Regions from separate parts of the Homo sapiens genome. Here region 1 is linked to region 2. A link is a loop called in an ENCODE intact Hi-C map of the cell type or tissue named here. Cell type or tissue: mammary epithelial cell. All regions are shown on one strand.

Evidence for each region. Peaks named below come from ENCODE experiments on the same cell type or tissue, not always from the same donor. Only the 100,000 strongest peaks of a DNase experiment are listed, where the experiment ranks them.
Region 1: a loop joins it to region 2, with 9 times the contacts of the local background. A loop is called at or near these places in 8 of 110 quality-filtered maps.

Annotation. Positions count from the first base shown.
Region 1 is chr1:61,052,235-61,060,234 of GRCh38, reverse strand. No RefSeq gene overlaps it. Among named protein-coding and RNA genes, the nearest start is that of NFIA, 26 kb to the left of the region's middle. RefSeq lists an enhancer at 5,003-5,876. In mammary epithelial cell, no CTCF peak of the experiment used is centred here; a DNase peak (open chromatin) is centred at 3,134; H3K4me3 peaks cover 1,256 bases; H3K27ac peaks cover 556 bases.
Region 2 is chr1:61,138,135-61,146,134 of GRCh38, reverse strand. The region is part of intron 2 of NFIA (nuclear factor I A); the gene reads right to left. Among named protein-coding and RNA genes, the nearest start is that of NFIA, 60 kb to the right of the region's middle. RefSeq lists a cis regulatory region at 4,471-4,481 and an enhancer at 4,404-4,548. In mammary epithelial cell, no CTCF peak of the experiment used is centred here; DNase peaks (open chromatin) are centred at 4,354 and 6,524; H3K4me3 peaks cover 173 bases; H3K27ac peaks cover 2,845 bases.

The DNA of each region.
Region 1 (8,000 bases), 86 kb after region 2:
CTTGCTTAATGACCAACAAAGGCTTATTTGTTAGTTTTCATATGTTCATATTTTAATTTAAACATTTTGGTATCACTTTTGTAGCTATAAGTCAGAATCACATCAAACTCTGAGGCCCTGGAATGTGAGTCTTTAAGAAAAAAGACAGTGGAAGTTTTGGTGCCTGGGAGACAGTATGGGTTTCCTTTGAGTTGGTAGGTAGGCCGCCTTTCTGTGGACCTAGATGTTGACCTACTTCCATTTGTCTCTTCTGTAATGGCTGAATTAAAATATCCGGCTGGGGTGGTGGCTCACACCTATAATCTCAGCACTTTGGGAGGCCGAGGTGGGTGGATCACCTGAGGTCAGGAGTTCAAGACCAGCCTGGCCAACATGGTGAAACCCTGTCTCTTCTAAAACTACAAATATTAGCTATGTGGTGATGGGCGCCTGTAATTCCAGCTCCTCATGAGGCTGAGGCATGGCTATAATTTCTCCTAAAAAGGAGTATTTTTTCACATCATGGACAATGCAGGCCTACTTTATCAAGTTGAAACCAGGAATCACTTGAACCCAGGAGGTGGAAGTTGCAGTAAGCCAAGATTGTGCCATTGCACTCCAGCCTGGGTGACAGAGCGAGACCTCTCTCAAAAAAAAAACAAAAAAAAACTCATCAAGTTATGGTAACATGAAAGTTGTACAGTTTTACAAATTATGAGTTGTGAAACAGTACCCCAAACACAGGACCGATTAAGTATGTTTTAAATGTTGGAGAAAATGAGGTTGTTGGTGGTGAGTTCATTTGGGCTCATTTTCACTATTTTAGAAGCACATTTTTAAAAAAAGCTGTCTTTTGGCCAGGCACAGTGGCTTACGCCTGTAATCCAGGCACTTTGGGAGGCTGAGGTGGGCAGATCACTTGAGGTCAGGAGTTCGAGACCAGCCTGGCCAACATGGTAAAACCCTGTCTCTACTAAAAATACAAAAATTAGCTGGGCATGATGGCACATGCTTGTAATCCCAATTACTTGGGAGGCTGAGGTAGGAGGATTGCTTGAACCCAGGAGGCAGAGGTTGCAGTGAGCTGAGACTGCACCACTGCCCTCCAGCCTGGGCGACAGAATGAGACTCAGTCAAAAAAAAAAAAAAAGCTATATTTCAACTATGTTGTAATAGCTTACTCCACTGGGTATATATTCACATTTAACTGAGATGGATTTTCACTGTGTTGCTACATCTAGCTTTTTAATTTCTCCTAAAAAGGAGTATTTTTTCATATCATGGACAATGCGGGCCAACTTTATCAAATACATTAAGGTCATCAGTTTGGCCTCTTTCCAATCTCTCCCTTCTGTTCAAGAAAAATGGGGTCCTCTTGCCCCTGGTATCTGCAGGTTGGGATTTCATATAACAATGAGGACTGCAGAACTAACTGGGAGGGATGGATCACCCTCTTTCTTTCTTCTTGGCAGTTACTCATTTGCAATCCGCTCTGCACTAAACCCTTTAAGGCTACATATAAACTTTGGGAAAGTTACATCACTGTAAACAAAGATATGCTGCTTAAGTTATTATTATGCAATACTGTGTCATTACTCACACATTCACACTGCAATTATCTTCCCAATTTGACAAATACCACTATGGCTCTGTAGTCAGCTTCAAGAGAGGTAAAAACCTAGGATAAATATGTCAATGCCATCTTTATGAATGGAAAAGTTTTCCCACCCCCTCAAAAAACATTCAGGTTTTGTCCTGCAAACAAAGTTGGGTGGCACAGCTGACCCTCAAGTCTTTGGAATCCCACTTTTTAAATGTAAATTATGTCTGGTGTGATCCATATGCTCAGCTACAGAAAATAGCAATTCAATAATAAATATATGAAAGTAAAATTCTGTATGTGTTTTTAAATAAACTCACAGGCATCAACACACATTTCTAGAAATTAATTTGTAAATTAGCCACCTTCCTCCAAAAATTAAAAAAAAAACAACTGTCTGTAACTATTGAGTTGTGTCTGCCCCAGGTGATCTCTACCAGATCTGGTAAAGAGATTGCCTCCTGCTGCTGTTCAGCCACTGCATGGGTTGGTGTTTAAGAAGACAAATCAAACATATTCTGGACATATATTTATTAAAAATTTGATAACTAGACAAAAAGTATCAGTTTTAAAAGAAAAAAATTGGTAACTACTGTCAGAAGAAAAAAGCGAGTGAAAACAAATGACCGGCACAAGTGCCTATGACAATTTCTCTCCCTGGACTGTTGCAGAGCTGACGAGGTGGAGGTGGGTGAGGGAGGGAGGGACAGAGGTAAGAAACAGATTAAAAGTGTCACTTCCGGCCAGGCGCTGTGGCTCACGCCTGTAATCCCAACACTTTGGGAGGCCGAGGCGAGTGGATCACCTGAGGTCAGGAGTTCGCGACCAGCCTGACCCACATGGTGAAACCCCGTCTCTACTAAAGTTAGCCAGACGTGGTGGCCGGCGCCTGTGATCTCAGCTACTCGGGAGGCTGAGGCAGGAGAATCGCTTGTACCCGGGAGGCGAGGTTGCAGTGAGCCGAGATCGCGCCATTGCAGTCCAGCCTGGGCGACAAGAGCGAAACTCCGTCTAAAAAAAAAAAAAAAAAAGTGTCACCTCCCCATCTGCAAAGGTCTGGCCTCCTGAAAGCTCAGGAAACGGTGGTGGCCATTTTCATTTTTTTTTTAAGGGAATAAAGGGGAAATAAAACAGAAAAGGTATATTTCCCTTCTTGCGCCAACAGCTCGGCTCCTCTCCACAAATAAAAAATATATTTTTTTAAAAAATCACAGGCACAAAACCCAATCCACACGCATCCTGTGAGGCTTCTGCTGTCAACTCGATTCCATTTGGCGAGTTGCACTAAAGGAGATAGATCTTGAAAAATCAACCCGTGCTCGCGCCCCCGCGCCTCCGCTGCCGCAGCCGCCGCAGCCGCCGCAGTGGCCACAAAATTAGCGGCTCCGAGGACATTTTTGCCGCAGTGCACGTCCGCCGTAACCACCGAGCACTCGGGTGAATAATGGAAGTACAGTGTGGAGACAATCAAGTTGATTTATCACGCAAAACAATTCTCTGCTTCAGCCAGTTCTTGGTCCTGTCACTTTAAATCACAAACGCGCGCATACACAGATCCATAGGCGCCCACACATGCACGGTACACGTGTGTGTGAGAGTGTGTGTGTGCGCGCGCGTGTGTGTGTGCGCGCGCGCGCGTCAGAGCCAAGTGGAATGATTCCAGATTGCTTCACGTATATGAAGCGGGGGGGAAGCGCCCGTCACCCCAACCCCCTACCCCAACCTTTTGCAGCCTGGACAAGTGGTCTGTAATGCAGCTTGGCGCAAAATAAAGTCTGAACAAAACTAGACTGTGAGACTAGCACGTCCTAGAGTGGAATTGACTGAGGTTAACGCAGAGTCTGTAAAGACTCTACAGACTCGGATCATTTGCAAGCAAACTAAAATTCCCTTTTTTAAAAAAGAAAAAAAATCATTAATTGGGTTCCGATCTAAAATACTGCTCTTAAAATGCGCTCACATGTTGAAGACTGAGATTGCAAGTTCTCGAGTAAACATCTGGTGAAGACATTCCAGGAACACATCTGAAAGGAAGAAAGGAGTAAGACAGCCCCTTCTTTATGTATCTTGGGCCAAAAAAGGGTTGTTAAAACTTTTTTTAAAGTGTGCTGTTAGTCTAAATACTTTTTATCAACTCTAAGGAGCAATCTGGTTTGGGGGAAGTAGACTGAACTGAGTGAACTGGAAATACGGAGTCCTGGGTTCCTTGTAAGCTCTGGCAAGTCTTTCTTTTTCTGTGCCCCCAACCCCCACCCCACCCTTTCCTCATCTGTAGAATTGCAGAGGGTAAATGATGTGGTTTCTAAAGTCTTTTTTTGCACAGACAATCCATGATTCTATTTAAGAGGGAATAATGATGGGGGAGGGGGTTAATGTGGAGAGAAAAAGAGGTCATATTCCTCAGGTGGCATCTGTTTAAACTGAAGGTGATGAAAGTGATGAGTCCAGTATGCATGCGTCCTTAACAATCAAGATTGTCTGTATTAACAGCTGTTATTGTCCTAGCTCTGCAATACATACAGTGTATGAGTGCTCTTTGAGAATGACAATTTAATCATATATTTTCTGGGGGAGGGGAAAAAGACCATTTTCAAGGACCAACCAAAAGGATATGGGGAATGGAACAATTTTCAATGTTCTTGTTTATTTATGATCTGTATATAAAATGCATTGAATCACTTGGATAGCTTATGGAAAGTAACTTTTCAGTGGGTAAGAGTTCTTCTATGCCAGGTTGGCTGTCTAGATGTACCAAATTAATGGGATTAATTACTTCCTGTCTACTTTTTTCAGAAAACAGCTCCAAGCAGGATCACATGCAGAGATCACTGTTCAAAACCCCTCTTGTCTGTGTAGTCAGTGGTCAAGAGCACAGGTGCTGCAGCCAAACAACTAGCTAGTTTTAACATGCACAGGCTAAGTAGTAGTAGGCAAATTACTTAGTTTATTTGTGCCTCAGTTTCCTACATTTATTAAATGGAGATTAAAACAGCAACTAATTCATAGGGCTGTTGTCAGAATTAAATGAGTTATCATATTAAAGTGCTTAGAGCAGAGCATGGCACATGTAGCAAACAGCTCAATGAATCTTAGAGGTTATTATTACTCCAATGTAAACACAGGGAAAGCAAGGTCAGATATAATAGGGGGATCTTTGAACTGCTCCTGGATTTCCACTGAGGCCTCTAAGCAGTTTATTTTATCTGGCTTTTATGATGTCAGTGTGAAGCAAGGAGCTCAGCAGTCTTTATTATTATTAAGAATAGGCCAGAACATTCCCTACCAAATCTGTTCCCATACATGGAATAGTTAAGCAACTATGGAGAATTCTCCACTTGACCAGATCAATGCTAATATGTAATGTTGGCTGTATATGTTAAGTGCATACTTATTAATGTGTGACTATCCAGGTGGCAGGAAGCCAAGGTTTCCTTTGGAGAGAAGTTTTCCAAGCCATGTTCCTGTTGCAATGCTTTCTTTCCTACACAACTTGTTACCTCAGGCCTAGTCTGTCACTGAATTATGAAGAAGTATAAACAATCCCAGGACTCAGGTATGCTCCCTTTGTGTCATTATTAGTTTAAACTGAAAGAAGGCCATCCTGAATTTCTCTTTCTCTTAAGGACCCCCAGAGTGCTGACTTGAACAAGGCTTTAGGAAGGGTCAAAGGAAGGAAATGCTTAAGGGAGCAATTCTGCTAGTGTTTGCAATTTGGGATTGGAGGCAAGCTGCAGTTAAACTTTATAGAGGAAGCAGAGATTAGGTGTTTCCAGAACAAGGTAGGCGCTGGCAGGCTGAGGTCATTGCTTGTTGGAAAGTAATGCCCCACTTCTTTCCTCCTTGCACTCTGCGAAGCCCCAGGTGCAGTAACTGTTTTACCAGGGGCCGGCAGAGAGACCGCCCCGTCGAGGGCAGGCAGGCCTGGGACGCCCAGTGTGGCATGGGACGCCAAGTTTAGTGGGTTGCAAGACCCGGGGTAAAGTTCTCCATTAGTAGAAAGCATCTTGCTGAGAGCGCCGAGAGAAACATTCATTCATTCCAAGCGCTGGGCGTGAGCGTAGGACTCCACTTGATCAATCTTACACAATTTTCAAAATAATGAATAAAAATAGAAGAGGGTGTGCTACCTTCTCCTCCACCTGCCTGTCTCCCCCTTGCTCGCTTGTGGGGCCAGGGTGAGACTTTTTAGCAGGCAAGAACTCCCCACCCCATCTTCACTATCACACTCGCACACACCCCTTCGAAAGAGGCGCTGTATCAGAAGGGAAATCTAAGGTACTCATACTTCAAAAAATTTCGGGAGCCCAAATCTGGCGGGCTTCATTTCTCGTCTGCAGCAACCTGGCACCCAGAAGTCGCGGGCGCTTGGCCTCGGAGCTCCTCCCGAGACCTCCTGCGTCCGGGTGGGGACACAGTGATTACTGTCCCTGGCAGCCCGCGGACTTTCCCAGTTTCAGAGCTTTTAGGGGAATTTGAGAGCAAATAAATTCAATTCTGCTCTCCATCGCCACCCACCCGGACCACGGGGATCTTCCACTGCAGGCCCTGAGAGGGACTGGAGTGAGGGCGGGTGCAGGGACCGAGCCTGAGGCGCAGGAGCTGCTCGGCAAGGTCACGACCGCGAGGCTGCAGGAGGCGGCTGTGGAGCGCTGCAACCGGGCGCCGCCCTCTGGCTCGGTGGCTGACCCCGCGCCGCGCCCCCTTATCTGTCGCCCGCCTGGCACATCCCAAGGGGAAGGAGGGGGCGACGCGGCAGAACCGATCCTTACTTTCGTGGTGGCAGCTGAAACCCGCCGGGCTCCTGGGCGAGTTGTCCTGGATCAGATGCCCAACACAACTGAACTTTAAATAAACGGGTTTCCTGCGCTGCCCCCTCTCCCTAACGGCGACCTGTGAGAAACCTTTGTCGCCTTCCCTTTGCGTCTTTGAGCCCCGGGAACCTAGCCCGGACGGCCTCGTTCTCCACATTAATTCGTGGTCCACCAGTTCAGCAGCCTGTCCTCTCAGCTTCTTCTAGGGTGGCTTATAATGAAGGTAGCAAGTTCAATGTTTTCTTGTTTTTTTTTTTTTTCCTCCTGGAGGGAGGATTATGTGAATTTAAAATCTCCTAGGCATTCAAAACCAAAACCAAAACCAACCAAACAAAAACAAAAAACAAACATAAACCAAAAACAACAACAGCAACAAAAATACTGTCTTCACTTAAGTGGATAGCGGAGTCAATCCAAGCCTTCCTTGGGCTAGTCTTGCTCAGACAGTGGAGTTCCTGAATCTTTCAGGAAAACAGAGCCCCTTTCACCCACTTCTGGAGGGGGACTTAATAAGACTGCAATATATTACCATGTTTAAAACGTTTTGCAGAAGCAAGATTGCCTAAAAACGACCTGCTGGCGATACACGGGAAAGCAAATCCGCTTACAGAGAGGGCCCGATCTGGAGGAAGAGGGGAGAAGGCAGGACCCAGCCCCAATTAAAACCCAGCACTTTCCAATTTTCGAAACACAGCACTCAATGCTGTGGGGCTACAGGATGGAGTGGTGACGGCCCCTGGAGCTGACAGGTTGCAGACCTTCCGGGCTGTTCTTTACTGCTTACTGGAAGTCTTCAGACTTCTTTTGGAGTAACCGTTCCCCTTTTGTGTTTTGTGGGCATGTGTTTGCACCCTGAATGAAGCTTGTCCCCACACTTGAAGTGGATAGCTCTTGTTCTTTAACTGGCAGTGAGTGGCCCTAGAGTGGGAATGTTAGTGCCAGTGCAGACTAAGGTGTGTGTTTGTGCCTGGTTTGTTGTCTCGGGGAAACCACCACCTTAATTGTTTTGTGCTCAAGGTGCCTGTGTTTTTAAAGTGAACTCAAGGGAAAAACTGCAGAGTTTGCAAGTTTTGTGATTCCTCAGGCCAGGAGAGCCTGTGAAGGTCTCGGATCCCGGTATCTCTGGGGCGAAAATCATTAAAAGTATTTTGTGGAGAAAGCATAGCTTCCCAGCTTCATGAGGATAAGGCTGCTTTCTGTAAACCTTCAAACCACAGTGCACCAAGCCTCTACCCTCAACCCCTCTTCGAGAACAGAAATGCACTCCAAGCATTTCTGGTCTTCTTGTGGTTACCATGCCATTATGTAGCACCACCTGAAACTATCTCTTTGAATACTGATTCCAACTTTTACAAAGTTTCTTGCCCTTTTTTGCACCCTGATAAGTTGTACTTGTCCTATGTGTAATGCAAGCTTGCCTCTGAGCCCTTGACCTGCTGTCAACCCCGGAATAGGGAGTATTCTAAAGGTTACATTTTCGTCTTAAGGGATAAAAATGTTGCTTTCATCCTGTTTACCGAGGGTGCCCAGTACAAAGTGGGCAAAGTGGTAGGAAATGCGGTCTCTGGGCTTTGCCAGTGTCGGGAGGATAGTTCCAGCATATTAGTCCC
Region 2 (8,000 bases):
CAGTGAAGAGCCAGCCTCTAGATGCTGGAAGGCCCAAGGAACAGGTTCTCCCCTGGAGCCTACAGAAGGAACCAGTCCTCGGAACACCTTCATTTCAGCCCAGTAACACTGGATTTGAGACTCCCCACCTCCAGACCTATCAGGGAATAGATCTGTGTTACTGTAAACCATTAAGTTCATGTTGATTTTTTACAGCAGCAATAGGAAACTAAAACACAGGACTTGTAGTCATACAAAGAAGAGTTGAATTAAATCGGCAGTGACTTGACCCCACAAACCCAGGGCACCAGGACATGTCAGAGAAGAGAGAAAATGTGACAGCGTTCATTAATGAAGAGTTAAACCTCACCAATAAAATTTAAAGCAGAAGAACGCCAAATGGTTTGACTGGATTATATCACTGAGAATCAGCAATCATCTACAGTGCAGGAAATTAACATGTGAGTGCCCATGATGCACCCAACACCACCCTAGGCTCAACACCTGCATATAACGCATTACTCCAGAGACACCTACACACATGCCCATGTGTGAAAAAGAAAGTAACTAAGTATATACCAAGAGGGCAGAGACTTTTGTCCCATTCATTCACTGCTATATCTTTAGCACCTAGGACGATGCTTGGCACATAGTAGATACTCAATTAATACTTAGTGAATTAATGAACATCTGGAGATAAACCTTGATAATCTATTGGTGAATAACATCTAAGTCATCCAGTAGATAATGTTTCTTCTGAAAGGTTATGTGACCAACCAGACCCTACAGATTTTGAGAAAACATCCTCCTCATAATTGCACTTTGTTTTAGCCATGAAGTCCAATATGCAATAGAAATAGAAAAACAAAAATTTCAGAAAGAATACCAGTGAAATCAGGTTATACGGCAGTATGTTAGCTTCGTGTTCCTACTGTGCTTAAGGGAAGCATTAATTTCCTCAATAATTTTTCTCCTTGGCTTAGTGCTGAAATGGCACAAAATAGGTGGAGGTCTGATTCTGATTTACTATTAATGCCACAAGCATTTCAAGAATAAAATATCTACAAGCAGATTTGGAAGCCCCTTAATTAAATAAAATTTTAGAGGCACTTGAAATATTCCAAAATTAAGAGGTAAAGGGGAAGGCAATGTCATACTCTGACTGATGAGGATGAAGTAAAAGCAGTGGCTAAACTGAGGCAGGTCACACATTTCCAAGAGGACTCTGTGTCAGGTGCGCCTTGATGCTGAGTCCCATTATTCTTTTTTCTTCTGCTAAAAATGGACCCAGGTTGGAATTAAGTAGCTGCAGACCTTGAGCTAATGGCTAATACAAAGGAAAATAAACATCTACCCATTCTTTCAAAGACTTGTTCTCTGAGCATGTACCCTGTGCCAGGCCAGGTGCTGGATCCTGGAGAGAGAAAAGCAATTGTTACTAGTTACTGGACATTTTCTTTGTACCAAGTAGCCATGCTACAAATGGAGGTATGGTCCTATTACTGTCAACCTCATTTGCACAATGAAGAAACTAAGGCTTAGAGAGTTTTCCTAACTCTCCCAAGTTCTTGTGGCTGTGCTTGGCAAAGTAAGAATCTGAATTCAGGTACATGTAACTCCAGGGCCCACATCCTTAGGTACAAATGTCCAAGTGCCTCTGCCCCATAGAGGCCCAGCATCTGAGCTTTGCCAATCACTAAATGCCGTTATAAGGTAAGACCCCAACACTCACATGTACACACACACGGTAGTCTGGGAATGAATCAGGAGACAAAGTTCTCCAGAGAGCTATCTGCCATAGGAACACAAATTGTTTAAAATCTTCTAGAATACTGGTTCTCACACTTTCACATACATCATAATCATCTACAGGGCTTGTTTAAAATCAGGCCCCACCCCTAGAGCTTCTCACTGAGTAAGTCGGGGGTGGGGACCAACATTTGCACTGCTAACAAGTCCCCATGTTATGCTAATGCCACTGATCCAGGAACTACACTTTTGAGAACCACTGATCTATTAATCTGCAACATCACCTCTGTCAGAGCAAGGATTCTTTTTTGTTCACTGTATCTAGAACAATCTACTTGGCACATAATAGGTATTCAGAAAATATTTGCTGAATGAATCAATCTGCTTTGTATTTGAAAAACAGATAACCGGATTTATTAGAATTGTGTGTAAACTAAGTAGATTCTTACTGTGGCCTAGGAAAACATTTCATGATTAAGGGCTTAAGCACCTTAAAGAATACTGTGGCATATCCTTTGGCCTCTCAGAGGCCTTATGTCAACGTATGGGTACTGTTAACACCACCTTTCTCAACCTCGGTGGTATGGCATATTGGAAGGACCATGGAATCAGAGCTTACCCTGCACTTGCTGAATATAGACTCGATATAGCTACTCTATATGGCCAGGTGTCCTGGGATAGGTTCCAAACCTAGTGGATCAGAAATAACATATGAAGGCAAGGCACAGTGGCTCATGCCTGTAATCCTAGCACTTTGGGAGGCCAAGGTGGGCAGATCACTTGAGTCCAGAAGTTCTAGACCAGCCTGGGCAACATGGTGAAACCCCATCTGTACAAAAAAATACAAAAATTAACCAGGTGTGGTGGCAGACACCTGTAGCCCCAGTTACCTGGGAGGCTGAGGTGGGAGGACTGCTTGAACCTGGGGGTCAGAGGTTGCAATGAGCTGAGACTGCACCACTATACTCCAGCCTGGGTGACAGAGTGGGAGGGACCCTGTCTTTAAAAAAACAAAAAGCAGAATGACATATGAAGTGTTCAGCTACATGTCTAGTGAGTAAGAAGTTCTAAGTGGTAGCTATGATTAACTTAATCACAAACATACGTTTGTCAAGGTCATCAGAGAAATCTTGTTCTTCAGCAAACAGTCATTCACTTAAATAATATTCAACAAATATTTACTGAGCATGCCACTGACTGTGGGGCACATGTGGTTCTCTGATGCCACGCTGACTAATAGGTTAAAAACAAAAATCTCCATCCTAAATTTCTTGCCACCCCAAAAAGCTTGTTCTTCTAAAAACCTTTTGAGGAAAAGCCCAAAAGAGCATTCTGGAAGAGCTTAGGGACAAGAATCAACAAGAGTTATGTAAACAGGTGAAGCCAGGTGTTCCTCCTCTCTGAGGAGACACGAAGAGAGTTGAGTCAACAATCCTACTCGCTCTTGGGCCAAGCAGTCGCCACACAAGCGGTTCTCCTCGCCAGGGTGAGTGCATCAGAAGAGAGGCTGCACTGTTCAGGAGCCACAGCAAGGAGGGTCCATCCCCGGCTCTCTCTTAAGTTCTTGGCACAGGGGCAGGCGCTTTCCATGTGCCCTAAGAGCCTGTGTCTGTGTCTTCCTGTCTCCTTACCGGAAAAACTAAAGGCAACACATCTTGTAAAGTGCCCCTCCCTCCCGAAAACACTTCAGTGAAAGTTAGTATCTACTGTGTATATATTTGCATCAAGTTATACCGTTAAGAAAACTAAAATTACGAGTAAAGGAATTAGAGAGCAGAAAGTAACCTTTACAATTTCATAATCCTGTGTTCATTCATAATGTAAAAGACTTAGAAAGGTACCCATTTGGACTCTTGGGAATAGGAAAATCCCAAAACCATAGTTTACTATTTTCAAAGGAGTTTCAATATGGGCAAAAATCAAGAATACTGTTCTTCAGGCTAAGTTTATATCCTGAAATATGCTTCTTGTAAGAAATAATTTTAAAATGTGGAATCTAAAATTAAGCAAAAATAACATACAGTATGTTCAGCTTTGAAATTTGCCGGGACTCAGCCAAGTTTACCATAAACAGAAGGCAGAATTGTCTATTTTTAACTTTACAGCCCTTGGGTGATTAAAATTTTGAGCCATAATAAACAACTTTTTTCTTCTTTGCAACATAATTTCTCATTTGAAATTGCAGTCTTTTTAGTTGTTTAGGAGATATGGATTGAGCACTTCATGTTTTTAAATTCTTTCTTAAATGGAAATTTCTTGCAGAGACTAAATGCATGCATTAGCATGCCAAAAGCACAATTTTTTTTTTTTAAGGAAAGAAAAGGAAAAAAAACTCACTAAGGCCCAAAACTGAATTGCCTTCTCTTCTTTCTATTTTAACTGTTTACCAATTAGCACCTTTGGCCAGCTGCATTTTAGGAGAACATAGTAACAGATCCGCCATTCTGTTCCTGTAAGTAGAATGGCCGCAAACACCTCACCATCACGGGGGCAGATTATTGGGCAATTTGGCATGTTTGCATACCTATTATGTCAGCAGAAACTGTATCTTCCCACCAGGAAAGACAGTTGCATATGCAATAAACCAATAGCCTTTGACATGTCAGTTAATTACATCAGTTAGCCACTATCTCCTGAGCATGATCGCTGTGTTAATGAAACTATTTTGGTGTGGAAATGAAACAGGTCAAGACAAGTAGATCAGGAAATAGAAGGGATTTAGGGTCATATAGAAAGTCAATGTGCTGAGTCACACAGAACTTAACCTTGGCCTTCAGAAAGGATATAAAATTTTTCCCTCTGCTGTGAGTAATGTTAGTATTCCTTTTTCTTGGCATCACTTCGTGCTAAATAGCTCAAAACTCTTTAGAAATTATCAAGTTTAACAGTATTGCCTCCCCTTCAAGGGCTGTTAACAATCGAGTTATTGGAGATAAACCAAAGACCAGTATTATAGGCGCTGACTTTAAAAGACATGGTTTTTTTTCCCCCTGAGTAAAGGGGACCAGTCAAAGATGATGCCCGGTTTCTGGTTTGGACGACAGGGTTAAGAATGGTGACAGCTACTTGTTTTGAAACAAGATGAGCAGATGTATTGGAAAAACAGATCAGATATTGCAAGGAGATGTTAACTTGGGTTTCTGTTGTTTTTTTCATGCTGAGCAGGGGTTTGAGGCTCTAGAGAAGGACTTAACTCCTTCTTCGATCTTGTAGCACATCAGAGACTATCCCACCCCTACTTTCACCAGACACTTAAATATTTAAGCTTGTTACTGAGGTCATTCTAAGAAATCTCTTCTTCAATTTTACAGACATGCCTTCTTCAACTGCCCGTCACATAATATGATTTCCCAATTCATTGGCATCGAGTCTCCATTCTGTTGGCGTTCCTCTTAGCATTCTGTGCCCAAAACTGGGCAAAAAAAAAAAAAAAAAAAAAAACCCAGCTGTGGTTAGACCACAGCCCAACTACAGCACCAGCTTTTTGAATGGCAATGTCACACTGCTGGCCCCTGTTAATCTTGTGGTCACCATACACTCTTGGGTTAGCTGTCAAATTAGGGTTTCTCCACCCTGCTTTTGTATAATGAAGTTTCTAATCCTAAATGCAGGATGCCCCATTCTGAGCCTGTTTGTATTTAACAGAAAATAGGGATTTTCGTCCCATTTTTATCTTACCAATTCACTCCCCAACTGTGCCAGAATGCCCAGAGGTAATAGCCTTTTGGAAGGAGCTTTCCCATGCTACATTCCAGCAGGGTAAAACAATCTGAAAATGTTCTTGCCCCTTTTATCACTGAGTTCTCCATATCCCAGGCTATTTTATAAATAGAATTTTTCCCTACAGAAAATATGTAAAGCCATTGCGAAGAGAAAACTTTTCTACACATAGAAAACATGATAATTTCTCATTAGTTTTGGAACAATACAGGTCTACTCTAAGTTGTTTCTTATTCTGGAGTACAAAATTTGCATTTTATAATGTAAATTGGGACACTGTATACTAGCTTTCTCCTACCCATTGCCTCCCCCCGCCCCCGCCCGCCAAAAAAAAAAAAAATACAGCCAGATATTTACCAACATCCTGGAGGCAGTAAACAATTTCGGTTTTTCTGCAGGCAGTAGCATGGAATGTTGATTGCATTTACTTAGCTATCAGTATGTAACAAGCTGTAGAGCCTTCAGGCCAGGGGTACAGAAAAGTGTAAAGGAAGGAGCTATGTTAAAACAAAATGTATATGGGCCAATTTTCAGTACTTATCTCAGCCTTGCAGCCCTACTGCCTGCCTGTCTCAGGGTCATACAAGGATTTAGAGTTTAGGGGGTGAGTGGTCTCATGGCATTTAACTCTTTGGATATTCCTCTCATCATTTATTGGGTATCATTCGAGTTTGGTGGAGCCCAATGTCTGGATTTCTACCAGGTCATGCATCTGCAGGAAGAGCTATTCTTCCACTGAGTTTTCAAAACATCCTGCTAATTTGACCCATTAGCAGATACCAACTTTTTTTTTTTTTTTTTTTTTTTTGGTAAATTCCCTAAGTATAGAAAACAATGTTATACCTCCGTGGGAGATGGCAGGAAAAATATGCTTAGCCTGATGCTTATCAACTTTAAAACTTAATAGTTCAGCTCATGACATAGTCTTTTAAAGAAGAATGGGAATACATCTGTCGGGGTGTAATTTAGGTAGCAGTGCCTGAAGGCAGGAGGAAAGACAAGATCACTTCCCAATAACTGTACATGTTCATGAACAATGCCACCACAGCAGGCACCAGTGACTCAGAATCGAGACAAGAGAGAATATTATGAAATCTCATAGTTAGGAAATGCTGATCTGTATCAGCTACTAACTCCCCAGACTAGCTTTCGGCAAAGTTACCTTCTTTCTCTACTTTCTGATCCGCAAAATAGATGCCCAGAAATCCCTCGGGTGAAAGATGATCTCTTTGAATAGCACCAACCTGGATTAAGAGTCGGCTACAGGCCCATTTGCTCGGCTGCACCAGCAAGCTGCACGGAGCCCCTCAGCAAAGCCTGCCCGGACCAGTAGCCTAAGATACTTGTACCTCAGTTACCTAATAATGGGATCTACATGGGGAGTTCCGGACTATCCTCTGCATGTTTTTTCCTCCACTTTTATCCTCAGAGTAACCAAATGTGTTAAGAATTATTTCTGTTTTACAGATTAAGAAATCAAGCCCAGAGAGTTTTGTTCTTTTGTTTTGTTTGAGACAGTCTTGCTCTGTTGCCCAGGCTGGAGTGCAGTGACGTGATCTTAGCTCACTGCAACCTCCGCCTCCCGGGTTCAAGCAGTTCTTGTGCTTCAGTCTCCCAAGTAGCTGGGATTACAGGCACCCAGTTAATTTTTGTATTTTTAGCAGAGATGAGGTTTCACCATGTTGGCCAGGCTGGTCTCGATCTCCTGGCTTCAAGTGATCTGCCTACCTCGGCCTCCCAAAGTGCTGGGGTTACAGGCATGAGCCACTGCGCCCAGCCCCAGTGAATTTAAAATGACTAATTCTAGCCAGGCACGGTGGCTCACACCCGTAATAGTAGCACTTTGGGAGGCCGAGGTGGGCGGACGACTTGAGGCCAGGAGTTCGAGACCAGCATGGCCAACATGGTGAAACCATGTCTCTACTAAAGATACAAAAAATTAGTCTGAGTGCAGTAGCACATGCCTGTAATCCCAGCTACTTGGGAGGCTGAGGAGGGAGATTTCTGGAACCCAGGAAGCGGAGGTTGCAGTGAGCTGAGATTGTACCACCGCACTCCAGCCTGGGAAACAGAGTAAGATCTTGTCTCAATAATAAATAAATAAATAAATAAATAAATAAACAAACAAACAAATAAAATGACTAATTCTTTATCAGAAAGTGAGAAACCAGGATTTACCACAAATCTGTCCGGCAACAAAGATTCTTTCTACCTCTAAGGGTGGTGGGGTCAAAGATTCTTTCTACCTCTAAGGGTGGTGGGGTAAAACCACTGTATTTTGAAAATAACTTTGGCCAGAGCAGTGGCTCATGCCTGTAATTCCAATACTTTGGGAAGCTAAGGCAGGAGCATCACTTGAGTCTGGTGGTTTGCAACCAGCCTGGGCAACATGGTGAGACCCTATCTTTACAAAAAATACAAAAATTAGCCCTACGTGGTGGCGTGTGCCTGTAGTCCCAGCTACCTAGGAGGCTGAGGTGGGAGGATCAATTGAGCCTGGGAGGTCAAGGCTGCAGCGAGCCATTATCTCACCAATGTACTCCAGCATGGGT